2 separate regions of the Homo sapiens genome follow, and region 1 is linked to region 2. Evidence: read pairs that join two places in POLR2A ChIA-PET (ENCODE). Cell type or tissue: PC-9. All regions are shown on one strand. Links, peaks and the distances in the headings refer to the core of each region. The heading gives the core; the rest is flanking DNA.

Region 1 (15,568 bases), core at 2,598-10,597, 170 kb before region 2:
TCTTATCTGCAGCCATTCAGCTGCAGAATCTGTCGTGTTTTACCCCATTTCATTCTCAACATTGGTGATTTATTTGTTTTTATTTTTGTCAGTGTTGCTAACAGTATCAATTTTACCGATTGTTTTTGAGAAGCAACTTTTTACTTTATTGATTTTTCTCTAATGTTTTTATATTTTCAATTTCATTAATTTCGGCTTTTATCTTTATTTTCTTTCCTCCTCTTACTGTTGGCTTATTTTGCTCTTGTTTTTCTAGTTTCTTGAGGCAGAAAGTTAAATTATTCCTTTAGGACCATAGTTATCCATTTCTAGTGTAAGCATTTAAGACTATAAATTTTCTTCTCAGTTTTACTTTCACTGCATCCAACATACTTTGATATGTAGTCTTTTTGCTTTAATTTAGTAATACAAATAGTTTTATTTATTTTGAGACTTTTAATCTTTCTTCTTTATGCCTGCAGATTCTTTTATTATTTTCTTTCCATTTGAAAAATTTCTCTTTGGCAATCTTTAAGGGCAGCCTTCTTAGTAACATGTTCTTTTACCTTTTTTTTTTAACCGTTGAGAATGTCTTTTCTTTCTCCTTCATTCCTGAAGAATAATTTCACAGGTTATATAATTTGTGTTTGACAATTCTTTCAGTACTTGAGAAATGTACTGCTTTTCCTTGAGGTTTCAGACAAGAAATCAACCTCAACCAAGTTGGTGTTTTCCTATATGTCATGCATTGTTTGCTTTCACCTACTATCGAGAATTTTTTCTTTGCCTTTAATTTTCATATCTAACTTATGATTTATTCTTGGAATGAATCTACTTAGGGATATCTTATTCAAGGTTTGTTCTGCTTATTGGATCTGTAGATTTGTATCTTTCATCAAGCTTGGAACTCTTTCACTCGGTATTTGCTTAAATAGTCTTTCAGCCTGACCTTCTCTCTTCTGAGAGTCATTCATTCTATATAAATGTTCAAGCTTTTGTTATTGGCCCACAGATACCTTGGTCTTTGTTTATCTGTTTAGCCTGTTTACTCTCTGTTGTTCAGATTGAATGACTGTCATTGATTCATCAAAATTCCTCACTTCTAGCCTCTGTCATCTCCAGTCTACTGTTGAGCCCACTTGGCAAGTTATTTTTTCCTCAATTCTGTATTTTCCTTTCTCTGTTTTAAAGAACTACAGTTTCTTTGTGAAGATTTGCTTTTTTCATTTGTTCCAAAATAATTTTTAGAAGTTTTATGGCTTCAGGAGTTATGTTTAACTCTTTAACTCAAAATGGTTTGAGTTTATTTTTGCATATGATATAAGATAAGGGTCCAAAGCCATTATTTTGTATATGAATATCCAGTTTTCCCAACACCATTTATTTGACTATTCTTTTCCTCTTTGTATATTCTTCATGCTCTCATTAAAAATTAGTTGATCAAGCATAAAACTCCCAGAAGAAAACATAGAAAAAAAAACCTCCTATACACTAGGGTTGATTGGCGGTAATTTCTTGCCTGCACCAAAAGTACAGACAAGAAAAACAAATATCAAAAAGTGGGACTACATCAGACTAAAAAATATCTACATAGAAAAGAAAGCAATGAAGGAAATGAAAAATTGACCTAGAGATTAGAAAAAAAACTGTAAATTATATATCTCAGAAGTAGTTAATATCCTACATATATATATCAATTTGTATAATTCAACAGCAAAAAAAAACAAGTAACCCAATTAAAGAATGATCAAAGAAGCTAAATAGACATTTTCCAAAGACATACAAAATGGACGTATGAAAAGGTGCTCAGCATTACTAATCATCAGGGAAATGTAAATCAAACCCACAGTGAGCTATCCCCTCACACCAGTTAGGATGACTATTATCAAAAAGGCAAGATACAACAAGTGTTGATGAGTATGGAAAGAAAAACTAACTCTTATATACTGTTGGTAGAAATGTGAATTTTGGCTGCACCAATTCACATTTCCACCAACAGTATACAAGAGTTAGTTTCTCTTCACATACAGAGAGAGTATACAAAACAGACAACAAAAGAAAAAATTAAAAAGTGGAACTACATCAAACGAGATGTAGAATATGGAAAATAGTATAAAGGTTCCTGAAAACACTAAAAGTAAAGCTACCATGTGACCCAGCAATCACACTTCTGAGTGTATATTCAAAGAAACTGAAATCAGATTTGAAGAGATATCTACACTCCCATGTTTATTGTAGCATTAGTCACAATAGACAAGATATGGCAACAACATGAATACCCATTGGTAGATTTCTGGATAAGAAATTCCACACACAGTGGAATATTACTCAGCTTTAAAAAAAAAAAAGAAGATTCTAGGAGATTCTGTCATTTGAACAATATGAACAGTCCTGGTAAACATTATTTTAAGAGAAGTAAGCCAGATACAAAAAGACAAACACTTCATGATCTCACTTATATGTGGAATCTAAAAAAGTCAAATAAATAGAAGCAGAGAGTAGAACAGTGGTTACCAGAGACAGAGAGATGGGATAAATGGGGAGATGTTGGACAAAGGGTACAAAGTTGCAGTTACATGAGGTGAATAAGTCTATAGATCTGGTGTATAACACCATTAACTGGCTATAGTTAATAATATTGTATTGTATACTATAAATTTGTCCAGAAAATAGATTTCAGGTGCTTTTTTACCATATGCACAACAAAAATGATAACTGTGAGAGGAGATGGATATGTTAATGTACTTGACTGCAGTGACCATTTAACTATGTATTTCTTTATCAAAATATCATGTTATACACCTTAATTATATAACATTAAAAAGAAGAATTTCCAATAGATTGCTATATCTTTTTTTTATTATTATTTTGAGATGTCACCCAGCTAGGGTGCAGTGGCGCAATCTTGGCTCACTGCAACTTCCACTTCCCATATTCAAGCAATTCTCCTGCCTCAGCCCCCAGAGTAGCTGGGATTACAGGTGCCTGTCACTATGCCCTGCTAATTTTTATTATTATTATTTTTTAGTAGAGATGGGGTTTCACCATGTTGGCTAGGCTGGTCTCAAACTCCTGACCTCGTGATTCACCTACTTCGGCCTCCCAAAGTGTTAGGATTACAGGTGTAAGCCACCGTGCCCAGCCAATTGCTATATCATTTTTTATGACAGCCTTAAAACTCCATCTGATAATTCCAGCAGCTCTTTAATCTTGGTGTGGGCATCATTTCATTGTCTTTTCTCATTCAAGTCATGATTTTATTAATTCCTGGTAATGTTTGCTGCATCCTACACATTTACCGATTATAAAAGGCAACTCTAGGACCTGGTTAAATCTATTACTTTAGCCGGTAGTTGCCTTTGTTAGGTCTGACCTGCTTTGCAGGTTGTGGTTCTAATGGAAGTTTACTCATCAGAGCTTTTCAGTGTCATTTTGGTCTGCTTGTTAGATATGGTACTGCTGGGGCTCCCACTGGTTCCTGTTGTGCCACCTGAGGGACAGAAAGTTTTTCCCCAGCCTGGCCATTGGGGAGGACAGCATGTGGTGGAATTCAACTCCTCAGTCATCCCTAGCTCATGCCTAGGCAGTCTGGAGGGTCTTGGGCCATGAGGACACAGAGGCTTCATGGCTGGGCTGCTGTCTGACTGGGGACTTCTTTCCTGTTCTGCCTTCCCACCTGGTGTCTCTAGGTGGACAGAGGACTGCCTGGTAGGGCAGGAGGGCGCCTCCCTTGGTGGCCAGTCTCCCTGTCAGTCCCCCTGAGGTGTTATCAGGATTGCCTCATGTTCTCAGAGGGTCTCCCATCCAATCCAGGAAAGGGAGCAGCCTGCCTATACTGCCATTGGTTGTTAGGGTGGGGATCAGCAAAGATCAGGTCTGAGTGACCACCTCTGTTGGGTGAGGGATACAGGACCCCCACCCTGTGCTCCTTCTCAAGTCCTGAGGTCCTAAACAGCTTCCCACCTCCTTCCCTCGCTCCCGATCTTCCTGTGGTTTCTAGTTGTGTTTGGCAGACACCCATCCATTTGTCATAAATTTTAACAGTGACGAAATGCTTCAACTGAGCAGTTAGAGGTGAATGACAAGAGCTGTTTGACAAGCTTGTGGGGACTCTAAGGGAAAGGAGCTGACCCTTGGTGCTCACATACTCTGCAAGGGTGACGTTGGCCCCTGGTGACTGAGGAAGAACCAGCCTTCTCTCCCGACAAGATCAAGTGGGTGGGATCTCGGCAGACTAAAGTGGGCGACAATGAGCTGATGAGCCCTCTGGTGCCTAACTGGGCCCACGGCCTTACGTTTGGCTGCAAGCAATTCTCACAAGTGGGCAGCAGACATCCACTTCTTCAGAAGGACAAGTCTCAGACATTGGTCTCAGTCAAGCCCACCTGCGGATAATTTTATAAGAAATATGTAAGATCTGTAAGTAGAGAGCTTTAAAAACTAATGGAGCAACACAAAGATTAACAAATGGAATAATTAAAAGACATATACGTTATTTAATGAGAAGATTGAATCTCAAAAAACATATAATTTATCTTTAATCTAATAATAAAAATGCTACCAATAATGGTAATAAAAGAACATTTTTAATAGATAATTCAAAGTTCATATGGAAAAATTAAGATGAAAGAATGTCTACAAAATATCCAAAAGATAAAAGCAATGGGAAGACAAGCACAAGCCTCATCATATAATAAAACAAATCTAGAATACAACAATTTTATTCTGAGAATACAAAAATCAATGAAAGAAAATATAGAGTCCAGAAATGGAACTAAATTAATATTAGGAATTATATATGATAGATATTACATTTTAAATCAAAAGGAAAGGATGGATTATTTCATTACTGGCAATGGGAAATACATATGGAAGAAAATGAAGTTGCATCCTTACAATACTCCTTAAACCAAAATAAACGCTGGTTGGATTGCCTGTTTACACCAGAAGAACACAATAAGCCATACAAGTAAGAAAAAAAGAAAACATGGGTAATTTTTGTAACTTTAATTTGAGTAGGAGGATGTTTTCCTTAAATGTATAATTCCCTAAAATAAAATGCATACTGTCATTTTTTTCTTCCAGTGTAGCAGAAAAAGGGGAGAAAGAGAGAGTGTCTGTGTACAGATATTTTTAGAGATATTCAAAGGGTAGGAGACAAGAAACTACAGAAAAATGGACAAGGTGCATTAAACAGACAATTCCCTGAAAAGGAAATCCAAATGCCACTTGAAGCTCTGCTAGATGACCTAACCTGGCTCATAGTTAAACAACTGAAACAAGGACAAAATATTGTGCTCCTCCTCTCAGACTGCAGACACCAATATGTTTAGTAATGGACTTTTCTTTTGAAGTTATTGGGAAACAGGAACCTCGGATATAAACGTTTGGTTGTGAGCGTTCACTGCACACCTATTTGCAGTTGATTTGGCAGTGCTGGCAGTTTCATCCAACATGAAATTCTAGCCATGTGGAAAACAAGCGTGCATCCCCTTTATCATTTCACTTTTAGTGAGTTGAGCTGCATACGTACACATAGGTGCTCACACACGTGTACAGATGTGTGCACATTCATCGAATTCAGTGTGGTAGGAAATGACTGGAGAACATTCCCAGTGTTCAGCAGTGGGTCATAAATCGTGGCTAAAAAGAGTTCATTGAAACCATGAAACACAATATAGTCATTAAAATGTTCTCCAAGTGATGAAAGGAAAGAAATCCTAGAGATTAAGGGAAAGAAGGTAAATGAAAAAAGTGTGTAAAGAAGTGGGGTGGTAAACTTTGTCACGTAAATGCCTGTGCACTCATGTCTGCAAAGGTACAAAGAAAGCGGGAGGACAATCATGGGGAACTCCCTCAGTGAGCCTGGTATGGGGTTGCGGGAGAAGAAATACTTTTTTTAGTGTATTATTTTATGGCACTTGAATTTTCTACTTTAAACAGTTTTATTAAAAATACTATGTTTTTAAAATAGACTTTTGCAGGTAGCATATAAAACCTCATCAGAGAAAATGAAAGAAAAGTAAAGTGAGAAACAGACAAATGGATCCAGAGAACAGATCCTTTTCCCAAATGCATCTTAAGCAAGACCCAACAGTTGGCTGTTAGAGAATTTCCAGGACCCCCAGCCGCTGTCAGTATAACTTTATAACTGAACCATTTAGAAATGAACATAATCTGTAAGTAAAGTTGGCCACATCTAACCTTCTGAGTGCATGTGGCTGTTTTTTTTTTCTCCAATACTTAAATTTGAGGCTATTTCTGTGCAGAATAGAAGTATTTTTATGTGTGTTTTCTTGTCTGTAGCAATTGAGATATCAGAAGGAATGAAAAGTACATCTTTGATCTATTCACTATGGAGGCTTTTAAATTTTTGATTTCCAGCCCAAATTTCAAACTCAAATAGGAATAAAATAGGTACTGTTATAAATAAACACCACAACAGTAACAAATACAAAGGAAAAAGGAAGCCAGGGACCAAACAGCAGCTTCCTCATTCTTCCTTTCCTGAACTGGCAGTTCTGGGATGGATTGGCAAAAGTCATGTGAAGTGTGGGGTTTATGGCCTGTTTTTGCTGGTCCCAAGGGCTCCAGGTTAAGAGTTCTGTTGACAGAGGCCAAGGGAGCCCCTGTTTACTGGGGAAACGAATGTTTCTTTACAGCAAAGGCTGGGTAATCCCAGATGCTGAACTAAGAAACAGCTTGTTCTTTGTATCAAGGAATTTACTCTTAAAGCATGCTTCTTATTTTTAGATTTCAAACCCCAAGGGCTTTGACTGTGGCTGAGTCAGTGTTCCCTGAAACTATTAGTATATTGCTCTCACACATCAAGTTTTAGTATGAATCATTAAAAATAACACTGCACGTAACCCGCCAGTTTTGTTAAGTAGATGGACAGGTAAGAGGGATGACTATTTATCCTAGACCAGATCAAAATGGGCTCAGGATTCTCAAATGACACATTTAAGGAATAAGTAACTAATTCATTAATTCGGTTTGATCATTGTTTTATTTGTGTTTTGGGTTTTGTTTTGCTTTCTTTTTCTAGAAAATCAAGGCACAGAGCTACACGATGTCCTTACCCAGTAGAATCCAGTCTACTAAGGAATAAGATCAACTTTCAGGTGACCAAGAATTATGATCAATCATTCCCTGGGTATTCTTGTTTCATCACCCATCCATCAACACACAAGAGACAAAAAACCCTTTCACAGCCTCCTTGAGAGATGTTGTGCAGGTGAGATGCATGTATTTGCCCAGAGTTGTGGGCTGAGATCAGGGGCCTCTGGAGTAATGTGGGCAATGCAGGTAATGGGATCAGAATGACTCCGCAGGCCTGCGAGCCACGCCTGACAGAGCCAGCTGTGCACTCCCTCTCCAGAAAGGAGAGGTCTGAGTAATGGTGGCCAGGCTCCTCTCTGGCTGGGTGGGTGGCTCCTCTGGCCTAAAGCCAGAGAGCAGCTTCTCAGATTAAATCAACGTTTTGCACCATGCCCTGAAGCAAGTGGGGCCGTTTCCAGGGACAGCTTTGGGTTTAGTGTGCTGACTGTGTGTCCCAGCTGAGCCATCTCAGTGGCACCCAGTCCTGGTGTCTGGACATCTGGGAGATTTCTATTCTTAACCAGGTAGCCCTGAAAACCAAAGCCTCAACTTAGTCTCTTAAAAAAGGGGGAATTATAGTCCCCATGCAACAGGGTAGGTATTCACTAAATACCAGTTCCTTCCTCTTTAGAGGTTATAAAACCTTGGTTAACAGATAAGTGCAGAAAGTCAACACTCAGTTCCTGCTTGTTGAATCTGAACCACCACTGGAAGAAAGGCAGGCAGGGGTCTTCCCTCTGGTCAGCAGCACTTTCAGATCTAGGGGCTGAATAAAGGATCTACTTCCTCCTAGTTACACATTTAATGTGGACCCTTCTCTGTGAAGAGGGATATTCATTTGCAAGTCTTCTTTAGTGCCAGCACTGGAGGCTACTGCTGACCCAGAAGGAGGGGGTCTGGTGCACACCTTATCAAACATGTCAACACCACTTAAAGCAATGGGCTCAGGAGCCCAAGCCTCACTCCTGAACCCTCCTCTCTAAAGCTTCCCAGACAGGGGCTGAGGTATAATGATTGCATGTTGCAATAAAGCTGACCTAAAAGGTCTCCAGCAACACAGGCATTTAGCACAATGAAATCATACAAAAGTGGAATTCTGTGCAACGTTGTACCAATGGCAGGGCAGTGGGCATGCCCCCCATTCTGGGTGCAGGCAGTGAGGGGTACATTGTCTGCAGAAAACTTAAAGACAATCATAAAACCCTATAAAAATCAGCCTGGTTTTCATCACCAGTGTTTGCCAGAGATTCTAAACAACACCAGTGATAAAATGCTCCTTTACCCCAAAAAGATGTTGTTGGCCTATGACCTAAATCACTGCTCCCAGCTACATAGCTGGAGGATTCAGCTACAACTGCTCACTTCTAGAATACATTTGTAAGGCATAGAAATCCTTTGGGTTCCATTTTAGTGCAATCTGTGTGCCCAAACCCTGGGGTACAACACATTCCTGAGTTTCAAGCAGGACGTTCTAATCAGCAATGATGACACAGTGACCGTCAGGGTAGAGAAGCAATCTCAGTCTTCCTCTGGCCCTGTCAACCTGGAGCACAGTCTGGGAGGTGTGACCTCCTTGTTGAGGAAGAACAAATGTCTATATTAAATATTTTTATATTTAATATTAAAGTAAGTTCCTATATGAAATATTTCACTGAATTTGAAGAATGGATTTTTAAATGACATTTATCCTTTTGAAAACTTATTTCATCATTAAAGGATGAATCTAGAAAATAATAATGATGACTGATTATTTCATGCCTATTACTGAAAATAATTTGGCATATACAAGACAGAAATGTTAAAAAAGAAAAAATCTTCTTTGGTTGCCTAACACATAAGTTACACCCCTAGCTATATTGTTTGGAGTATATTTAAAGATTATTGGCCAGGCGCGGTGGTTTACACCTGTAATCCCAGCACTTTGGGAGGCTGAGGCGGGCAGATCGCCTGAGGTTGGGAGTTCGAGACTACCGTGGCCAGCATGGCGAGCATGGCCCATCTGTACTAAAAATACAAAAATTAGTTAGGTGTGGTGGCAGGTGCCGGTAATCCCAGCTACTTGGGAAGCTGAGGCAGAAGAACTGCTTGAACCTGGGAGGTGGAGGTTGCAGTGAGCTGAGATTGCGCCACTGCACTCTAGCCTGGGTGACAGTGCCAGACCGTGTCTGGAAAAAAAAAAAAAAAAAGATTACTTTTTATAATAAAGCAAAAGCACAGAACAGAGAAATGAATTTCCCCATTCAGCAAATAGTCCACAGAAGGCCTCAAATCTTGGTGTATTGATTCCACAAGTTCTTTCTACTACCCAGATATAAATCCATTTTTAAAAAATGCCGAGTGAAAATAAGCTCAATCATTTTGGTATGCTCTCTTTTCAGGCACTAGATTTCGACCATATTAAGTGAGTTCATGACCCAGCTCTGTCATTTTTACTGCATGACTAGGAGCAAGTTAGTTAAACTCTCAGAGCTTCAATTTTCTAAATTCTAAAATAGATATTATTAAACATGACTTTTCCACTGGTGGTTGTTAAGTCATCACTGTCACTTGGAAGGGTGGTGAGAACTATCCTCTATCTTGTTCCTTGCCCGATGCAGAGTTGAGCTGGTATCTGTCACTTAAGTACTGTCAATGGCTGGTTGGCTGACCACCTTAGAGAAAAGGCATGCTATAGAAAGAAAAAGACTAGCAAATTGTTCCTTCACATTCTCATGTTGCAATTTCAACTTTTTTTTTTTTTTTTTTAATACAGAGTCTGGCTCTGTTGCCAAGGGTGGAGTGCAATGGCTCTACCATGGCTGACTGCAGCCTTGACCACCTGGGCTCAAGCGATCCTCCCACCTCAACCTTCTGAGTAGCTGGGACTACAGGCGTGTGCCACCATGCCTAGCTAATATTTTTACTTTGTTTTTTGTAGAAACAGGGTCTCACTATGTTGCCCAGGTTGGTCTCAAAATCCTGGTCTCAAGCAATCCTCCCACCTTGACCTTCCAAAATTCTGAAATTATAAGCGTGCACCACTATACCTGCCCCTTTGCTTTTTGTTGAAACAGAAATCGCTGAATATAAAGGATTCTAATGTCTCAGTTGAGAAATGCATAAAAGATAGCTTTTTCATGTTCATGTTCATACAAGCCAAAATGTCACTGCAGAAATAATTAGTTTTATTTTGCTGCTCTAACAACATCCAAACATTTAATCCTGTGGTGCCTTGCACGCACACAGAAAGGAGGTTACAGAAAGGAACAGAGCACTATTAAGATTTAGAAGTGATTTTTGCTACGTCATGATTTCAGGCCATTTGTAAAGACTATGGATCTGACCTTCCTAATTTAGACTTTTGCAGCTGGGTTTTAAATGAGTAAGGAGCTGCAAACTGCATGGAGTCCTTCCCTCAGATGGTGGCATTTTAAAGAAGCAGACAGTGGGAAGATGAAAGCTTGGAGTAGGGAGGTACTCATACACCCACCTGAGGAGCAAACACATTGAAACTAGTTCATACACTAAAAATCCATATTATGGGTCAGGAGATGGGATACATGTCTTTCTGTGAATTTTTTTTTAGAAGATAGAATCTCCTTATGTTGCCCAGGCTAGACACTAACTCCTGGGCACCAACTCCTGATCATCACCTCAACCTCCCAAGTTAGCTGAGACTACAGGTTTGCAGTATTGTACTTCTGTCATTTGCAACAATATGAATGGAGCTGAAGGTCATTATATTAAGTAAAAGAAGCCAAACACAGAAAGACAAATATCACATATTCTCAGAAGCCAAACACAGAAAGACAAATATCACATGTTCTCAGAAGCCAAACACAGAAAGGCAAATATCACATGTTTTCATTCATATGTCCACGCTAAAAAAGTGGATCTCATGGAGATAGAGAGTAGATTGGTGGTTACCAGAGGGTAAGAAGGGTGGAAGACATGAAGAGAGGTTAATTAATAGGCACAAATACACAATTTGATAGAAGTAGTAAGACTTAGTGTTTGATAGATCAGCAAGGTGACTGTAGCTTACAATAATTTATTGTATATTTTAAAATAGCTAGAAGAGAATAATTTGAACGTTTCCAGCATAAAGAAAAGACACACATTTAAAGTGATATCCTAATTATCCTGATCGGATATTTACTAATTGTATAATGTATTAAATTATCACATGCACCCTGAAAATATGTGCATCTATTATGTATCAATAAAAATTAAATTTAAAAATGCTTTATGGCTTAAAAATTGCTTTTTCCCCCTGAGGTTACACTGTCCTGAAAGCAGCTCAGTGTTTGTTGTTGTTGCCATACTTCCCTAAACAGCTTACAGCACATAGAGAAAAGTGGCTGGCACAAGACATGGCTTGGCATACTACCGGCCCTGTGCTGCTCTCTGATCTATTTTGTTCTCCCGTCAACTGTCCCCACTCCCAATGCACTTACCAGGCTTTGAGGAAAGTAGAATCCAATTTAATACAGTGACTTGTCCACAATTACTCAGTAAAATGAAAATCAAGTCCTCTGGTCTGAGGCTTAGATGTAAAACCTAAAACTATAAAACTTCTAGAAGTAAACATAGGAGAAAATCTTTGTGACCTTGGGTTAGGCAGAAGTCTTTTAGATATAACAACAAAAGCGTAATTCATAAAAGAAATGATAGATTGGATCTTATCAACATTAAAAATTTAGCTCTTTTTTTGAATGTGCTAAAATATTAAAGAGTAAAATGAGCTCAAATTACAAATTTGAAAATGAGATGATATTTATAAATAATATGTCTGATAAAAAGCTTGAATCCACGATGTATAAAGAAATTTTAATACTCAATAATAAGAGGAAAAAATAACCCCATTCAAAAAGTGGCCAGAACATATGGACAGAGACTTCATCAAATAAGATATCCAGATGACAAAGACTCACATGCTCAGTGTCATTAGTCATCAGGGAAATGCAGGTTAAAACTACCATGAGATCACACTACACACCTATTAGAATGGTTGAAACCGTAAAGACTGCCCATACCAGGTGCTGACAAGAATATGAAAGAGCTAGAAATCTTATAGACTGATGGTAAAAATGTAAAGTGGTACAACCACTGTTTTTTTTTTTCTTATAAGGCTAAATATACAACTATTTTAAGACTCAGTCATTCCACTTCTAGATTTACCCCCCCAAAAAATTAAAATATATATACATAAAAACTCATACATGGGTACTCACAACAGCTTTATTTGAAATATCAAATAACTGCAAACAACCAAAATGTCCATCAATGGATGAATGAAAAAAAATGATATATTCACACAATGAAATACAACTCCACAACTTGGATAAGTCTCAGAATAAATTATGCTGAATGAAGGAAGGCAGACAAAAACATATACTCCAAGTTCCCACCTCATCCAAACAAAGCAAACCACACACGCACCCACACATATTATAATGAGCTGAAGTTGGGACATCAAGAAGGTGGGATTGACTGGAGCCAGATCTGCAGGAATCCAAAAGATGCTGAGTTGCCTTAGCAGAGATGTCTACAGCAATCAAGAAATTGAGCCTTGGAGCTAGCAACAAGGGCAAGGGAAAGTTTGATCAGAAAGCTGAGTCAAGACTTGCATGCAGAGTGAGGTGGTCAGGTTTCTTTCTAGGAGAAGCAGAAACAAATCTACACTGGGAAACACTTCTCTGCAATTTAGGTCCACAAGGATCTCACTGTCAAGATTAAGCAAAGAGGTAGTAACCAAATTTCACAAAATCCAGAGAAAGCAAAATCCACTAGGATTAAGTATCAACAGAAACAACAAATAACAGGTTTGATCCCTAAGACCAACAGAGCTGGAGATTTTCAGATACATACAAATGTTTCAAATGCATAATTAAAAAAAGACTGATCAACATGAGACTATTAGGAAAAAAGCATGTAGAAATGATAATATAATTGTTAAATACGTTTATGTATAACTCAATATCTAGTGAAAATAGATGATATAGGAAAAGAAATTATGTGCAATAAGATGAAATATATAAAATAGGCATGAATGAATATGAATGATATAATGAGATAGTCTCTCGGCTTGGCTACATTTTGTAAAACTATAGTGACAAATAATCCCAATATCTCAGTGCCTTGAAACAACCAAATGTGATTTACTGCCTACTCTACAAGTCTATTCTGAGCCCTCTGAGGCTATGTTCCCTGTTGTCTTTACTCTGGGACCCAAGGCTCAAGCTACCACAACTTGGAGCATCGTTGTTCACCCTGGTAAAAGAAAAAGGGTTTCAGGAAGGCTCACAATGGCTAAGAAATGCTCCAGGCTGAAAGTATATGCACCATTGTAGCCTACAGTTCATTAGCTAGTAATAGCACATGGCCCCAGGCAACCCAAAGAGGCCAGAAAGGGCAACCCTGCTAGTGACCAGAGCAGTCAGCTGCACACGTTTGATGAACTGGGCTGATGACTGTCACATTTGAACACAGGCCTGATCAGAGTCCTAGAAGGGGAGAGCAGAGAAAACAGAGGTGAGGCAATCTTCAGAGCTCAAGGCTGGAAGTTTTCTATAACTAAACAAACTAACAAACAAACAAACAAACAAAAAAGCAGGATTATACAGATCAATGCATACCATACCATAGAAGATAAAAAAAATAAGAAACCTGCTACTAAATATACTGTATTAAGACTGCAGAATTCAGGAGGAAATCTCAAAAACAGCCAGATAGGAAAAACAGAGGACTTAAACAAACAAACAAACAAAAAAGGCAGGATAAATTTAGATTTCTCAATATCAATGGAAGAAAGAAAATGGTCCAATATTATCTTCAAAAACATGTGAGAGAAAATAACCGTCAACCTAGTATGTGTACAAAGAAAAGTATCGTTCAAAGAGTGAAATAAAGACATTCAAACATAATCAAAAAAATAGAAAGAATTTTTTAAAACATTGCATTCAAAGAACTTCTAATGCAGATGCTTCATGAAGAAGAAAAATTATCCCAGAAGCTAGGCTGAGAGGCAAAAGGAAGCAGTGAGCAAATACAATGCGGCCTTGCAAACAGCTCCTAACAAATGTCATCCATAAAAAGTAGTCACAATTGCTATTTGGTATTAACTTTTTAAAAAGCGCAGAACTAAAAATCCTCTGTAGCAGTGGTGTTGGCTCAGGAAGGATGTGTTCGATTTCAGTTTCTCATGTTGTTTTGTTGTTCAGATGGATCCTCCTGGGCCTTGAAGAAAACCCTCCCCCACCAGCATCTTTTAGCCCCTTCTGCAGCCAGGCAGGGCTTGGTAAAGCCCCCCTTTTCCTGTTTGGACTGTGCATCCATTCGTTCTATTTGCCTTGTGCCAGTGAAGGTGAAATTCATCTGGATCCCACAGTTACTATTCCTCACATGCCTCGGTGACGTCACCTCTCTAAAGTCAAGATATTTTATTCCCAGAACTCTAAAACTTCCACTCCCGCCAGGATAGACTTACTCCTAATGAACCCTTCCCAGGGCCTGGCACCCGTCTCGCTGTTCTTTACTCTCCAGTTTTCCTTTTCCTGAGGGTTCTCCCTTTGCTGAGGTCACCTCCGTTTCTTTCCCATGGGGGCTTTACAGAGCTCTCTGTCAAAGAGGCAGATTTGGTATATTTTGTTGTATTCAATTTCTTCATGTGTATACAGACACAGTAGTTTGCATAATTGCAAAAGTAAAACCAAGATATTTATCGTGCTGTTCCTTTTTAGTCTAAGGTTTCTATTTTCTATTTTCTTTTTGTTTGCTTCTACTCTTTCTCTATCCTTCCGCATCTCTTTGTCTCAACTCTCTCCTAGACTAACTTCAGTTAATTCATGTGAAACACTTAGTGTGCTACCTTCTGTGTTTTCTCCCATATTTTCATAATAAAAGAACACAAACACACACACACTGAGGAGGTAGCATTGTTTTAAACATTTTCTGCATCTTGCTTTTTATACGTAACAATATCATGCAGAACGCTAAAAAAACTTTGAGGCTTTCTTCAAAGCTTTTTGATAGGAAAAGAAGACTTTTAATATTGGTTCCGGCTTATTGAATAAAATGTGCATCCACACACACACATACACACACACACACACACCTGCATATACACACACACATCCTTGGCTTTGGTTCACAATATGGATCCCCTGTGGAATCTCATTTACAGCCCTTCTCCCACTTCTTCAAGTCTGGCTCAGGGGCAGGCATTATTTGTTAATATTTCACATGAAAGAATATAAAGGCTTTACAGGAATGGAAATCCATAGACTAACAACTTAATGTTCCATTAAGAATTAAATCGTCTGATGCATTAATAATAACTTCTTAAGTGTTCATAGATATTTATAGCTAAGAAAACCCTCATGATAAACATGGTAGACACCACACTCCTGGCTTTAGGGATAAGGAATGTGAAGCTCAGCACATATGAAGCAGCTCACCTGAAATCATGCTGCTAGATACTGCAGAGCTGGGAACTCAACTCAGAAAT
Region 2 (15,568 bases), core at 2,939-10,938:
CGCCAGCCATCGGACAGCAAGAGGAGAAGAGCCTGGCTCTCCTGGGCACTGATGAGAGCTTGGGGCTGACACATTGTATAACAGGCACTGCTTGTTGTAGTGGCCACAGGTGCTGTTACGATGAAAAATACCAAATATTAGAAAAATACAAAATGTCTGGAATTACATCGTCAAAGAGGAGGAGGAGGAGGGGGAGGAGGAGGAGGGAGAGAAGGAGGAGGAGGGAGACAGAGTAGGTGATTCCTTGCAGAACTTCCCCCTCTCTCTTTGCTCACTTTTGTGGTCATTGCTATTGCTGTGATCCCAGTAAGGCGAGATCCTGTAAAATATTGACAATCGTTTCAAATCCACCCCAAGGAAAAAGAATGAATGACAATCTTACTGCTTTAAAACCAACTTGGTGTAGTTGAGTTGTGAGCCAACATGCTAACTTTGAAGGGGCCTCCAAAGCCTTTGACGAGCCTAAATGGAAAATCCATCTTCTTCCCAGGCAGAGGCTATGCCACAGCCGTCCTGTATGTAAACCCTATTACCACGGAAAGAGCATTTTTGTGGCATATCGACTAAGAAAATAACCAGGCTGCTCTTTCTTGTGGTATTGGAGCTGAGGACGAGGAAGTCTTCCCAGCCCAACCCTCTTAAGCCAGTAGAGTGATTCTAGAGGAAGAGAAATCTAAGACTCGGCTCAAGTCAAACACAGTCAGACAGCAGGGACAGCCTAGGGCAGGACTCAAAGAAAAAATCAAGGGAAATATAGCATTTTCCACCACAAAAATATTTAGAACATAGCTATTTGATACCCTGACTGTTCTAAAGTTGTTTTTTTCAGGAGGACATTAAAGCACTATATGTTATCAAATTGTTTTGTAAAAGTGTGTTGCAATCTCAGAGAATATTGTAATATTAGCTTACAAATTGTCACAGAGCAGTCATCATACACTTAAAATTTTTTTGCCTTTCTTCAAAGTTCTACCCAGAGGAAGAACACTTCAAACACATTTCACTTCATGGCATTTCTTCTGTCTTTTCATTTGTTTGCGTCTCAGCTTACTTAGGATGTTTAACATCTTGGAATCATAAACCTTAACATAACCAATGCATAAAAGTCGCAGCCACTGACCCAGTGTGGAGAGCAAGTGAACTGTGCTGCCAGCTGTGGCCCCCGCCCATGCTGCCTTCATGCTTCAGGTACCTCCAGACCTCACTACAGTACTGACACAGTATCCCAGCTCTGTGCTGCTTTCTCAGGCTGCAGCCACAGGGGGAGTATGAACACACAAACATGCCGATGGAAATCTCCTGTTTGAAAGCCTTGCTCTTCACACAAGGTTCAACATTCCTGTGGACTCTGGGACAACTAATCCCCTAGGACTAGTTCTCTGCACTCTCTAATACCCGGGCTCCATGCTGCTCCAGCTCACAGCAGGACTCACTCTGCCAGAATGTGCTTCCCTGTTTCTGGGCACCTGCAGGGATGAAACACATTTTCTTCATCCCATCCAGACTGAACCAAGTCCGTTTCTTCTTCCTGCTCAGCACACATGGCTTGTCTCAACTGCATGGCCCAGCGTCCTCAGCAGCTCAGAATGGCCAGGCCACCAAGTCCTGGCAGGCCCAGAACTGCTCATCAGTGTGATGAGTTCACTCCACACTGGCCCATACAAAGTTCCCAGGTGATCTTCCTTGCCTTTCCCTTTCTGAGTGACAGAAACACCCAGGCAGTGGGTAAGCCACACATTGGAAATGAGACAGCAGCTGTCACCACAGGCCTCTGAGCAACCACATGAGGAATGACTGCCTCCCGAAATGCTAGCCTTGGACTAAGAGATAAACATACTTTTTGAATTTTAAGCAACCGAAAACTTGGGTTTATTTGTCCCCAACCCTAAATCATATCCCTCTCTGACTCCCCCAGACTAAGTGAAGTCCCTTTCTATATGTCTCTCTGGCCCTGAAGCTTTTGTTCATTGTGCACTCTAAAAATGTAGTGAAAGGTTTATTTCACTACATGGAATTATGTTTTTCTATATAAGTATTATTCTTGGAGCTATAAAGCCCCATAGAGATCTTTAACCTAATATCTAGCACAAAATAGGCACTCATTAAATATTTGTCGAATGAATGAGTAAATATTAAGCACTTATATTTGCAGTACCCCATCTAATTTTGTCAGCGATCTAGAGTAGCAGTTTCCACTATCCTTCTTACTACAAGTTGAGTATCCCCTGTGCAAAATGCTTGAGACTAGAAGTGTTTCAGATTTTGAGTTTTTTCAGATTTTGGAATATCTGCATTATATTTACTCCAATGAGCATTTCCTTTGAGCATCATCATGGTGCTTAAAATTTATTTTTAGATATTGAAGCACTTCAGATTTCAGATGTTCAGACTTGGGATGCTGAACCTGTACAGATAAGAAAGCAAGATGAATTACATAATTTGCCAAGGTCCAGGAGTAAAATAAATCAGTGCTAAGATTTCAACCCAAGACTAACTTTAATATACTATGGTCCTGGGATCACATTAAGGAATATTAATATTAACCAGACATCGCCTACAGTAAGTATAAAGAAAGAGCATTGCAAAAACCTAGAGGAAAAGAAAGGCATGACACAGTCAGGAACAGGGGAGATGTGAGAAGAAGCCACAGGTTGGGTTTTATGAAGGCTGGAATGAGCAAGGAAGATAGCTCAGCACCCAAACCAAAGTGCTTTGTTTTCAGTCTGGGGATTCCAGACTTCATTCTATGGGTGGGTGGGGAGGAGACAAGAGGGACTAGCCTATAGGCTTTTTAAGCGTGGTAATGAAGGATCCATCCATTCTGAATTTTAGGACAATGACTGGCAGCCAGTACAGGGACCAATAAGCAGGCAGAGGGTGGAGGCAGAAGGAACAGTGGAAAAGCTGGTGCGATAGTCCAGGGTCAAAGAGCAGTGAATCTGAAATCAGGCAGAAGAAAGGAGGGTGGAGCGAAGATGAAAGCGGGAACTTCCCCAAGTTCAGACAACATGATGTGGTGGCCGCGGAGAAGAGGGGAACACATGAGGAAGAGGCTGAATGCCACAGGAGTGGGGAGGAGGTGGTGGTGGCTTCTTCATGACACCCCTGTTCTGAGGACCTTAGAGTGAATGGAAGTGGGTTGACTGAGCCAGTCCCATTTGGTCTGAGTTTAACTTGCAGTTATGACCTGGGTCTTCAGAAGTCTTCCATACTACTTAGTAAATAAGCTGCCCACTCACTCCTATGCAGGCTGAAGCATTGTGATTGCTGGTTTGTTTTCAGAAAATATATGTCACTTAAGACAGTCTAAGCTAAACAAGTAAAAAGTTCATATGACCATGACCCAAATAACCAAAGCATAGAGCAATTAGCGACTCTAAACCATTTTCAGAAAATCATCCTCTGGAAAGACAATCACGTATCAAGAACAAAGTTGCAAGATGTCCTTGGGCTCAAGTGTGAAGACCACTATACACCTGAATGGCCAGATGGCTGTGAGTGTTCACTGAAGGACCCGTTTCCCCAGTTTTTCCTCAAGAACTCTAGAAACTAAAACTATGCATTTTGGGCAATATTTCTTCTCTTAAGACATCATGAGAATACAAATTACAATCCATTTTTATTAAATACCGCCTACTTTCCAGGAAATGGGATAAATGCTTGAGGAAAAGGGTACTTATCTATTGAAAATATATTTAATGTGTTTTTTTAACTGAACAGCTAGGAGAGTTTGGGGTTCAGGGAATGATGTCTTCCTCTTCCTCGGCCCACTTATCTCCTACTACAGGACCCTGTACCTCAGCAGCCAGTGCTGCCATCCACAGGTGTCTGCTGCAAACCTCAGGATCTTCATGGCCTCCACTGTGACTCCTCAAACCAGAAAATCCATATGCAGGCCTGATTGCTAAGATTTCTCCAAGCGTCCCGTCCCTTCCATTTCCCCTGCCACTGTTTCCACTGAGACCCTGGGCCTCCTGGTTTCAGACCCTCCACACTCAAGCCTCTTTTCTAGTCTCTGACTCTAAATTGGCCCCACTCCAACCCATCCCTCATCTTGCAGCCAAAATGATCTTTCTACAGCTCATTCCTCTGCTTAAAGAGAATTTGAATAATTCACAACAGCAACTCTTCTGCAGTATTGTTGGGATCTACAACCACTTCGCGAAATGATTTCCCATCACTTTAGTACAGCTGAAAAGTGAGATGCAGCAATGAGAAAGGATGCTCAGAACAGCACATTAATTAACCCAAGAACTGGAGACAATGCAAATGCTCATCAGCTCTACTGTAGAATGATAAGTAGCTTGTGATCCTTAGCACAGGGGCATGAGGTACAGTAGTGAATCTGAATGTCCCTCAGCTACAAAGTCCACAAGAATGAACCTCATATCCACACTGTTGAAACATGAGAATCAGAGGGACATGTGGAGCAGGATGTCATGTGGAATCATGAGGATGTCATGTTGAAACACGAGAATCAGAGGGACATGTGGAACAGAATGAACCTCATATCCACGCTGTTGAAATACGAGAATCAGAGGGACATGTGGAGCAGGATGTCATGTGGAATCATGAGGATGTCATGCTGAAACACGAGAATCAGAGGGACATGTGGAACAGAATGAACCTCATATCCACGCTGTTGAAACATGAGAATCAGAGGACATGTGGAGCAGGATGTCTCAACAACACAAAAGGCAAAACAATGTTATGCTTAGAGACCCGTGCATATGTGATAAAACTAAAATATCAAGGAAAGATAAACCCAAAATGTAGGAAGGGGGTAAGGAAAGTAATTGGGAAGAACTATGGATAGGCTCCCAAAAACTCTGCTAAGGCTATGCTTCTGAAACTAGACATTTGAACCATTGGTTTTCATCTTATTATTATTCCATAAATGGCATTAGTAGGTTTTACATAAATTTTCATGTCTATTTCATAAAAAATAATTTAAAATAAAATAGAAGATAAAAAAGAATTTCAGAGGGATTTCCCCCACCCCTCGGATGAAAGCAGAACTCCTCAGCATGGTCCCCGGGACTTCTGACGACCCCCTTCCTTGTCATCCTCCCATGGGACTGTCCATCTTGGAGCATTCTACTCTCTGCATCAGTTCCCTTAGGAAAGCCACTCCTTCTCATATACATTTGGTGAACTCTCACTAGACTTGGGGATCACTCCAAGATGGAGCCACTGCAGCAGTTGCCAACCCTGCCTGGTGCTCTGCAGGAGCAGGTATCTGTGCTTACTGTGGCCAGAGCCCTGAGCTCCCCTCATGCAGCCTCTCCCCGCCCCTGCCCTGCCTGGGAGCTGAGACCTCAGAGTTTCAGGACTCCATCTCATTCATTTCTAGAAGTAAAGTTGTCACTAGGAAGTCATGTGAGTCATGTGAGCTTTCCTCAGTGAAGGTTTAAGGGGGAAAAAACCAAAGAGGGACAGAAAAGGGGAGTATGGAGGGATAGAGAGAGAAGGAGAGAAGAAAGATTGATTAAATGTGAATCTTTGAATATAAATCTTAGCAACAAATAGTATTTTATCTGCATAATATTTAAAATTAAAAATGATCTATGTAAGAAACATGCAGATGCCAATCAAATACCAGGATCATTCTTTTCAAGAAATATGTTTCTGTATGATTTCTCTGTTAGCTATGGTAATACGTTAATATGTTATATTTAAATTTTTGCTTTCACACTTATTTCCTTACCTTTTAGACCTCTAATTAGCAGAGCATCTGGTAATTAAATTCACACTTGCATCATTCAACGATTCTTCAAAGCAACTGGTACACATTCATGTTGGCCAGTGTCCAGAGTTGAAGAAGAGGTGGACATCTGTAGAACTCCTGGTGCCAGAAGGGAATATAATTGAATTAACATGTTTCCTTTCTCCCAATTTCAAAGGTGCATTGTTCACTACTAATTTTTCCTGTGTTTTTTAAAGGTTATGTCTGCTTAAAATTGGAGGAGTTGATACAATGCAGAACTGTCTTAATTTTGATAATGAATAAAGTATTAAATAATAGAAGGGAATTAATACAATTCAAAGAGCAGCATGCGATGTGAGTCAAACCCACAAATTCATCTCCCTATTTTACACATGAGGAACAATGCGGCCCAATGAATGTCTCACCATCATCACCAAGCTCCTTTCTAATAGAGTGAGGACCAATTGTCTCTCAAGTCACAGTTTAATGCCAACTCCTTTCTATGATTCTAACTTACATAACAATGCTGCGAATAATAAAAAAATAATCAGCAGGTAGAGAACACACAGTGCCAGGGGCAGATTTGAAGCATTTAAGGCATGTGAATTCATCGGACAATCCTGCTGACCTGGGATGGAACACATTCATAATGTCCATGTTACAGTTGTGGGAACAGAGGTGTAGGGTGCATCAGTGCATTGCCCCAAATCCTACTGCTGGCGAGAGGCACCATCAGAATTGAACTCAGGTCTATGTGGCAGCCAGCCTGAACTCTTTCCTATGCAGGAACACAGTGCCTCCCTTACTGATACCGTGCACCTAGGCAAGGCCTCACTTCATCAGGGTGGCTTTCTCTGGGCTCCTGTAACCAGATTTTTTTTTTTTTGGTTGTGGGATGTTTTCAAAAATAGGTGAGAGCAAGAGGTTCAGACTTCTACGTGCAAACAAACAAATAAACAAGTGCTGATTCCATCTAGAAACCTCAAGCTAAAAGCAACATCATCTCTAAGGAATTCACTTTATAGGCATAAGGGAAAATGTGTCATCAGATAGCAGCAATGAAAAGGTGCAGCTGAAAAGGCCAGCCACACCTGTCATCTCTGCTTGCAAATAGATGTGCACATTTGAGATAAAAATAGGCCTCTGGAACCAAGGTTTTAAATGGCTGTACATTTGACGGCTAAGGAGAATCATTTGCATCTACCAGAGCCTGGCATAGTGGCAGAAACAGGAATGAATAATGGAATTGATGGAATGAATAAGTGAATGAATGAGAGTTGGAAAGAACCATAAAGACCATGTTATTTAATCCCTGCTTATGTGTTCTATTCCTTCCCCTGAGGTTTCTAACAAGCATCATAAATCTTGGCTTGAACTCTTCCAGGAACAGGGAGTTAGCTACTATCCAATGCAATGAAATTATTGTTAGAAATTTAAAATTGATGTAAAAGTCCCTCCCCAACTCTTTCTCCCTTCTTCCCTCTCATGCCTACTGACTCTTTACAGAGTAAGTTTGGCATGTATATGACATGGAGGCAATGGAATTATAAAGAGAGAGGAAAGGCTAGCTTTTCTTACCAGCATTAGAAGTCTTGGGTAAGCACAGAAATAATAGGCTTAGGTCAACTAACTAACTAACTAGTCTAATTAGTCAGGGCACGTTGTGAAAGTTCACACAGCCTCCATGGCAGGGTAAAGAAAGACACTTATCTTTTACAGCTGCAAGGTATCTTGCACTTGCACTGAAATTCAGACCTGGGATTTAATTGTAATGATAGCATTGCTGCAAACAGACCTGGATGCATGCTCTTGGCAGATATCCTATGCCAAGGTCTTCCTACTAGGAAGAGTTGGACTCCTGGGTCTAAAACAGGGACACTAGGTGGTTGACACTAAAAATCTTTCTAATTTTATGTTGATGTAAAGGTTTATGTATTAAAATGTATGGATATTAACTATCCAATTAAATGTGTTTTGGTAAATGTGTACACGTCTAACCCGTGTTCCTATCAAGATATAGAATATCTGTCTTCTCAGAAGGTTCTCACATGCCCTCTTCCAATCAATTCCCACCTCTCATAGGCAGCAAATCTTCTGGTGTCTATTACCATAACTTTTTTGTCTGTTCTTGATATTCATATAAATAGAATCATGAAGTTTCTGGCTTCTTTTACTCAGTGTGTTTTTGAGAATTATCCATGCCACCGCATGTATGAGTAGTTCATTTATTTTTATTGTGGAGTAATATCCTATGGGATGGATATACCACACAGTCACTTATCAATTTTCTTGTGGAACATTTGGTTTCATCAGGTTCGGGGTCATTATAAACAAAGCTCTTTGTTATTATACAACTATTTTTGAGAAAATGTATTTAAATTTTTCTTAGTAGAAATATCTAAGAGTAGAAGCACTATACCATAGAATTATATTTATAACTTTACAAGAAACCACCAGACCTTTTCTCAAAGTGGTTGTTCTATTTTATGTTCTCATCAGCAATGTAGGGGAGATCCAGTTGCTCCAAATCCTAAATCGGGCTTGCCAGACTTTTTAATTTTAGCCATTCTAAGGATGTAAGGCGGTATCCCACAGTGGTTTCAATGTACATTTCTCTGATGACTAATGACGCCAAACACATTTTCATACAACTTACCGATCATTCACATGTCTCCCTCTTAAGTGACCATTCAAATTTTGCCCATTTTACATTAGACTGTTTGTTTTCCTATTATTGAATTGTAGAAGGTATTAGTATATTCTGGACACACATCTTTAATATGTGTGTTGTGAAGGCTTTCTCACAGTTTGTGACTTGGATATTCATTTTTTCAATTGTGCCTTTCGAAAAACAGATACTTTTAAATTCAATGAAGTCTAATTTATCAGGTTTTTTCTTCTAGGGTTTGTAATTTGGTGTTCTATCTAAGAAATCTTTGCTTACCTCAGGATCATACAGATTTTTCTATTTTTTTCTAAAATTTATATAATTGTTGATTTTTACATTTAGGTGCATAACCAACTTCAAGTTCACTTTTTTACTGTGGTGTGAGATAAAAACATACAGGGGTATGTTTTTCATACAGATATCCAGTTGCTGCAGCACCATCTATTGAAAAGAATATTCTTATCCAATTGAATGACTGTGACACTTCTGTTGTAAATCAATCGGCTTTATATATGGGAGTCTATGTCTAGCTTATGTATTCTGTTCTATTACCATGTATGTCTACCTTTATGTCAATACGACACTTGATATCCACATCTATATATCTATATCTGTATTTCTGTTCCCCATTCTCTCTCCCCACCTCTCTCTCACTACACAAACACACACATGCATGCACACACACACACACACACACATATCTTGTGTCTATATATTTAAAATAAATTTCTTTTTTTGGGAGAGCATTTGTTTATAAACAGAAGCTCCCTAGAGCTCAGGGCTATAAACCCACCTATGCTGGTGTGGAGGAAGGCCCAAGAAAACGGGGGAAAGAGGATTTATTTTGTAAATTGTTACCTGTGCAATATGAGATGGATTATCAAGCCGTAACACTGCAAACCTCAGTAAATTCTGTTATTTTGACTAGTAACTTCTTTTTATGCAGAGACCAGGGAATGTTGTATCAGGCTGACATGCACAGATCAGGCACAGAAACTGAAGGAAGAGAGACAACAGCAATAGCAGAGGGGCCTAGAAATAAATTAGCACAGTTGAGAGGAGGAGTTGGAGCTTCCACAACCATGAAATTTATATTTTAGGGATCTTACTGAGCTCTCCCAGACCAGAAGACCAGAGAGATTCAGGCATCTGGATGATGCCTGAATATTATTATGCATGTTACAAAGCACTTTCACATAAAGTTTCTCAGCTGATTCTCATAAAAACTTAGGTGAGCTAGGCTGGGTAAGAATTTTCACCCATATGCAGAGGATGGAGCCTGGGAGATCACCATCAGACCATGCCTCTCAGATTTCAATAAAAATTACAAGGCATGCATAAAGGCCAGAAAAGAGCAATGCAAGCATAAGAACCAGAGTAAGAAGTGGCAGAGATTTTTGGAATGATCGGATGGGAATTAAACTATGATGAATGTGTTAAGGACTAAAATGAAAAAGTAGAATATGCAAGATCTGAGAGATAACGTAAGCAAAGACATGGAAACTCTTAAGAGTCAAAAGGAAATGTACAAGTCAAAATAAACCATGGAACAGAAATGAAGAGTGCCTTTGATGAGTTCATCAGTCTAGACTTGGCTGAAGAAAGATTTAGTGGTTGTGAAAATGTCAAGGGAAACTGCACAAACTGAAATGCAAAGAGAAAAAGAGATTAAAGAAAAATCAAAAAGAACAAAACATTCGAGAAGCATGCAAAAATAGCAGAAGATGTAATACGCAGCCAGTTGAAATGCTGAAAGTAGAAGGGAGAGAGGAGGACAAGACATATTTGAAGAAATCATGCCTGAGATTTTCAAAATTAATGACAGACACCAAATAAAGACCATATGCAACAAGCCCACAGGTAACATCATACTCCATCATAATGCAGAGAAGTGGAAAGTTTTTCCTCTAAGAGAGGGAACAAGACAAGGGTGCCTACTTTCACCGCTTCTATTCAACATAGTACTGGAAGTCCTTGCCAGAGCAATTAGGCAAGAGAAAGAAAACAGGCATCCAAATCAGAAAGGAAGAAGTTAAATTGTTTCTGTTTGCAGATGACATGATCTTATATATGGAAAACTCTAAAAATCCACCAAAAAACTGTAGGAACTAATATATGACTTCAGTAAATTCACAGGATACAAAATCACCACTCAAAACTCAGTAGTGTTTTATACACTAACAATGAACTATCTGGAAAAGAAATCAAGAAAACAATCTCATTTACAATAGCTGCAAATAAATACTTAGGCATAAATTTTATCAAGAATATGAAAGGTCTTCACACTGAAAACTAAAAAACATTTATTAAAAAATTGAAGACACAAGTAACTTGAAGATATCCTGTTCAGGGATTGTAAAAATTATTATTAAAACGTTCATACCATACCACCCCAAGTGATATATAGATTCAATGCAATCCCTATCAAAATTTCAATGACATTTTTTAAGGAAATAGAAAAAAATCCTAAAAATTGTATGGAATCACAGAAACCTCTAATTATCCAAAGCAAAAAAAAAAAAAAAAAAAGCTGAAAGCATCACATCTACTACCTACAGATCTCAAAATCTACTATAAGGCTATAGTAAACAGCATGATAATGGCATAAAAACAATACACATAGACAAATGGAACAAGGTAAATACCCCAGATATAAATCTATACATTTATAGTCAGTTGATTTTTGACAAGGTTACCAAGAACACCCAATGGGAAAAGGACAGTCTCTTCAATAAATGGCATAGGAAAAACTGCATACCCACATGCAAAATAATAAAATTAGATGCTCATCTCATACCATACACAATAATCAACTCAAATGGATTAAAGACTTAAATATAAGATCTGAAACTGTAAAACTATTAGAAGAAAACATAGGGGGGGAAGCTCCATGATATTGGTCTGGGAAATAATGCTTTTTGGCTATGAACCCAAAAGTGCAGGCAACAAAAGCAAAAATAGACAAGTGGGACTACATCAAACTAAAAAGTTTTGGCACAGCAGAGGAAACAATCAAAAGAGTAAAGAGAAAACATACAGAATGGGACAAAATATTTAGGTTAATATCCAAAACATACAAGGAACTCAAACTACTACTCAACAGCAAGGAAATAAACAACCCCCTTAGAAATAAACATTTCTCAAAAGAAGACATACAAACAGCCAAGAGATCTATGAAAAAATGCTCAACATCACTAATCATCAGGGAGATGAAAATCAAAACCACAATGAGATTATCACCTCACATCTGTTAGAATGGCTACTATAAGAAAGATGAAAGATAAGAGTGTTGGAGAGGATAGGAGATAAAAAGGAACCCTTGCACACTGTTGGTGAGAATATAAATTAATAGAGCATTTGTGGAAAACAGTATGAAAGTTCCTCAAAAAAACTAAAAGTTGAACTACCATATGACATAGAAATTCCACTACTGAATATATAGCCAAAGGAAATAAAATCAGTATTTTGCAGCAATATTAGCACTCCCATGTTCATCACAGCATTATTTATGATGGCCAAGATATGGAATCAACCCATATGTCCACAAATGGATGCTTAAGACACACACAGAAAATGTAGTCTATACGTATAATGGAATACTATTCAGCCTCCAACAAGATGGAAATCCTGTCATTTGTGATAACATGGATGAAACTGAAGGACATTTTGTTAAGTAAAATAATCCAGGCACAGAAAGACAATCCACACAATCTCATTCATATGTGGAATCTAAAAAATTGGAACTCACAGAAGTAGAGAGTAGAATGGTAGTTACCCTAGGCTGAGGAAGGAGAAGATGGGGAGATGGTGGTCAGAAAACACAAAACTTCAGTTAGGCAGGAGGAATAAATAAGTTCAAGAGATCTGTTGTAAATTGTGGTGACTTCAGTTAATAACAATATATTATATCTGTGAAAATTACTAAGACAGTACATTTAAAAGTTCTCACCATAAAAAAAATGACAAGCATATGAGGTAATGCATATATTTAGTAGCTTGATTTAGCCATTCCACAAGGTATACATATATCAAAACATGTTGTACACTATAAATATGTACATTTTTTCTTGTCAATTAAATAAATATTTTTAAATGACAGACATCAAATCAGAGACACAGAAAGTTCAAAAATGCCAAACAAAGTAAATACCAAAAAGTCTACACTTAGGCATACCATTTTCAAACTGTAGAAATCCAAAGGCAAAGAGAAAATCTTTAAAGAAGCCATTAAAAAGCAAATCTTATCTATACAGGGACAAGGATAAGAATTACATCATGCAAGCAAGAAGAAAGTGGAATAAAACATTTAAAATGTTGAAAGAAGTAAAGAAAAAACACCAACTTAGAATTCCATATCCAGTGAAATTATCTTGCAAAAGTAAACAAGAAATAAACTGTCATAAAACAAACCTGAACAAATGTTGCAAAAATAGAAACCATACAGGGTATGTTCACAGGCCAAAACTGAATTAAATTAAAAATCATTAACAGAAATATTCCTGGAAAATTTGCAAATATTTTAAGATTAAACAACACACTTCTAAAGAGGGCATGGGAAGAAAAGGTGTCTCAAGAGAATTAATCCAACATCCCACTTAGGGAATTAGCAACAGGAGATCTTTTTGAGATGGGGTCTTGTCTGTCACCAGGCTAGAGTGCAGTGGTACAGTAAGGTCTCACTGCAGCCTCAAACTCCTAGACTCAAGCAATCCTCCCATTTCAGTCTTCTGAGTGCCTGGGATTATAGGAATGCATCACCATGCTCAGTAAATTTTTTTATTTTATTTTTTTGTAGAGACAGAGTTCAACAGAGTTCCTGTTGTTTTCCATATCCTCACTAACATTTTGTATTGTCATTTTTTAAAATTTTAGCTATTCTAATACTTTCTCTGTTTAATGGTCACTGAGTGTGGTTTTAATGAGCGACCACTATATTGCCCAGGCTGGTCCAACTCCTGGCCTCAAGCAACCCTCCAACCTCAGCCCTTCAAAGTGCTGGGATTACAGGCTTGAGTCACCATACCCAGCCAGGGGATCATTTTAAGCTTAAAGAAGCAAAGGGAAAACAATACTAAATATTGGAGCATAAATAAGTGAAATTGAAAACAAAGCAATGGAGAAAATCAACAAAACCGAAGATGGTCATTTGAAAGGATAATTAAATTGATAAACCCCTAGCTATGCCAACTAAGAGAAGATACAAATTACCAACATCAAAAATGAAAGAAAGATCATCACTAATGACTTTATGGAGATTAAAGGAATAATCAGGAATACTCTGCACAAATCTATACCTACAAACCTGATCATCTAAATTAAATGGACCAATTCCTTGAAAGACACAAAGTATCCAAATTCACAAAAGGAGAAATAGATCACCTGAATAGAACTGTATATATTTAAAAATTAAATAAAAAATGTAAAACTTTCTGAAAAGGAAACCATCAATGGTTACACTGGCAAATTTTACCAAGAAATTAAAAAGGAAATAATACCAATTCTCCACAACATCTTCCAGAAAATAGAAACAGAGAGAATATTCCTAACTCATTCTCTGAGGCCAACATTACCCTAATACCCAAACCAGACAGACACATCAAAAGAAACAAAAACTACAGACTAATATCCCTAAGATAGGTGCAAAAATTCCCCAAAAAATTCATACCAAGTCCAGCAATATAGGAAAAAATTATATTCCATTGCTTAGTGGGATTTATTCTAGGTATGCAAGGTTGGTTCAGCATTCAAATACTAGTCAATGTAATCTACTACATAAACACAAATTAAAAATTATGTCATGCCAGCTGACCAGAAAAATAATTGAACAAAATCCAAGTCCTGTTCATGATAAAACTCTCAAAAAAAGAAACTAGAAAAATAAGAAGAACTTTCTCATTTTGATAAGGAATATCTACAAAACCTTCAGCTAACACACTTAATGGTAAAAAATCAGGACACTTTCCACCTGAAAATAAACACAAGACAGAATGTCCTTTCTTACCACTCCTATTCAACATCGTGTTTTAAGAGCTAGCTAGCTCATAGCAAATGAGAACAAAATAAAATAAAGGAATAAAAGTTGAAAAGCAAGAAGTGAGATGGTTTTTGTTTGTAGGTATCATGACTGTCAATGTAAAATATCTAAAAAAAAATTGAACCAATAACGACAAAACTCCTCGAATTAGTAAGAAATAAGTGATTATAGCAAGTTCAGAGACACAAGAGTAATATACAACAGTCAATTGTTTTCCTATATACAAGCAGGAAACCACTGGAATTTGAAATTTAAAATACCATACACAATGGTATTCAAAAGGAGAAACCCTTTGATATGAATGTTAACAAAATAAGCACAGGATCTACTAGGGAGGAAACTGCAAACATCTAATGAGATAAAGGAAGGTTTAAATACTTCATTTTATGGACTGGAAGACAATACTTTCAGATGCTAATTCTTTCCAACTTGATTTATGGACTCAATCCATTCTCAATAAAAATTATACCAATATATTTTGTAGATACTAATCTGATTTTGAAGTTTATTATCAAAGTCAAATACCTAGAATAGCCAACAAAATGCTGAAGAAGATAAAGTTGGAGGACTCACACTACCCAATTTCAAGATTTATAAAGGTACAATAATCATGACAACATGGTATTGGTGAAACAATGAGAACATAGACCAATGTAACAGAATAAAGACCCCAAAAATAGACCCACACAAATATAGTCAATTAATCTTTGACAAAGGAGCAAAGTCAATTCAATGGATAAAGGAGAGTCTTCAACAAATGCTGTTGGCGCAATAGAGTATCAATACATTAACAACAACAAAATGAACCTAGACACAGATGTTACACAAGATTTTGCATAGAACTTACACAAAATTAATTCAGAATGGGTCACTGACCTAATTCTAAAACACAAATCCATGAAACTTCTGGGAGAAAGTGGGAAAGTCTAGATGACCTTGGGTTTAGAGATGAGTTTTTAGATACACCGAAGCATGATCCATGAAAAAAATTTTGATAAATTGAACTTGATTAAAATTGACAACATCTGCTATGCTAAAGACACTGGTAACAGAATCAAAAGGCAAGCCAGAGACCTGGAAAAAATGTTTTCAAAGTTTACATCTGATAAAGAAGTCATATCCAAAATATACAAAGAACCCTTAAAAGTCAACAGTAAAA

Evidence for each region. ChIA-PET counts read pairs that join two places held together with the same protein. Peaks named below come from ENCODE experiments on the same cell type or tissue, not always from the same donor. Only the 100,000 strongest peaks of a DNase experiment are listed, where the experiment ranks them.
Region 1: POLR2A ChIA-PET joins it to region 2 with 10 read pairs; 2 of 35 experiments call an interaction of 5 or more read pairs at or near these places.

Annotation. Positions count from the first base shown.
Region 1 is chr7:46,283,013-46,298,580 of GRCh38, reverse strand. No RefSeq gene overlaps it. Among named protein-coding and RNA genes, the nearest start is that of IGFBP3, 370 kb to the right of the region's middle. RefSeq lists an enhancer at 7,504-7,583. In PC-9, for the core only: no CTCF peak of the experiment used is centred there; DNase peaks (open chromatin) are centred at 6,790 and 7,280; H3K27ac peaks cover 2,328 bases.
Region 2 is chr7:46,118,275-46,133,842 of GRCh38, reverse strand. No RefSeq gene overlaps it. Among named protein-coding and RNA genes, the nearest start is that of IGFBP3, 200 kb to the right of the region's middle. In PC-9, for the core only: no CTCF peak of the experiment used is centred there; a DNase peak (open chromatin) is centred at 6,712; H3K27ac peaks cover 2,115 bases.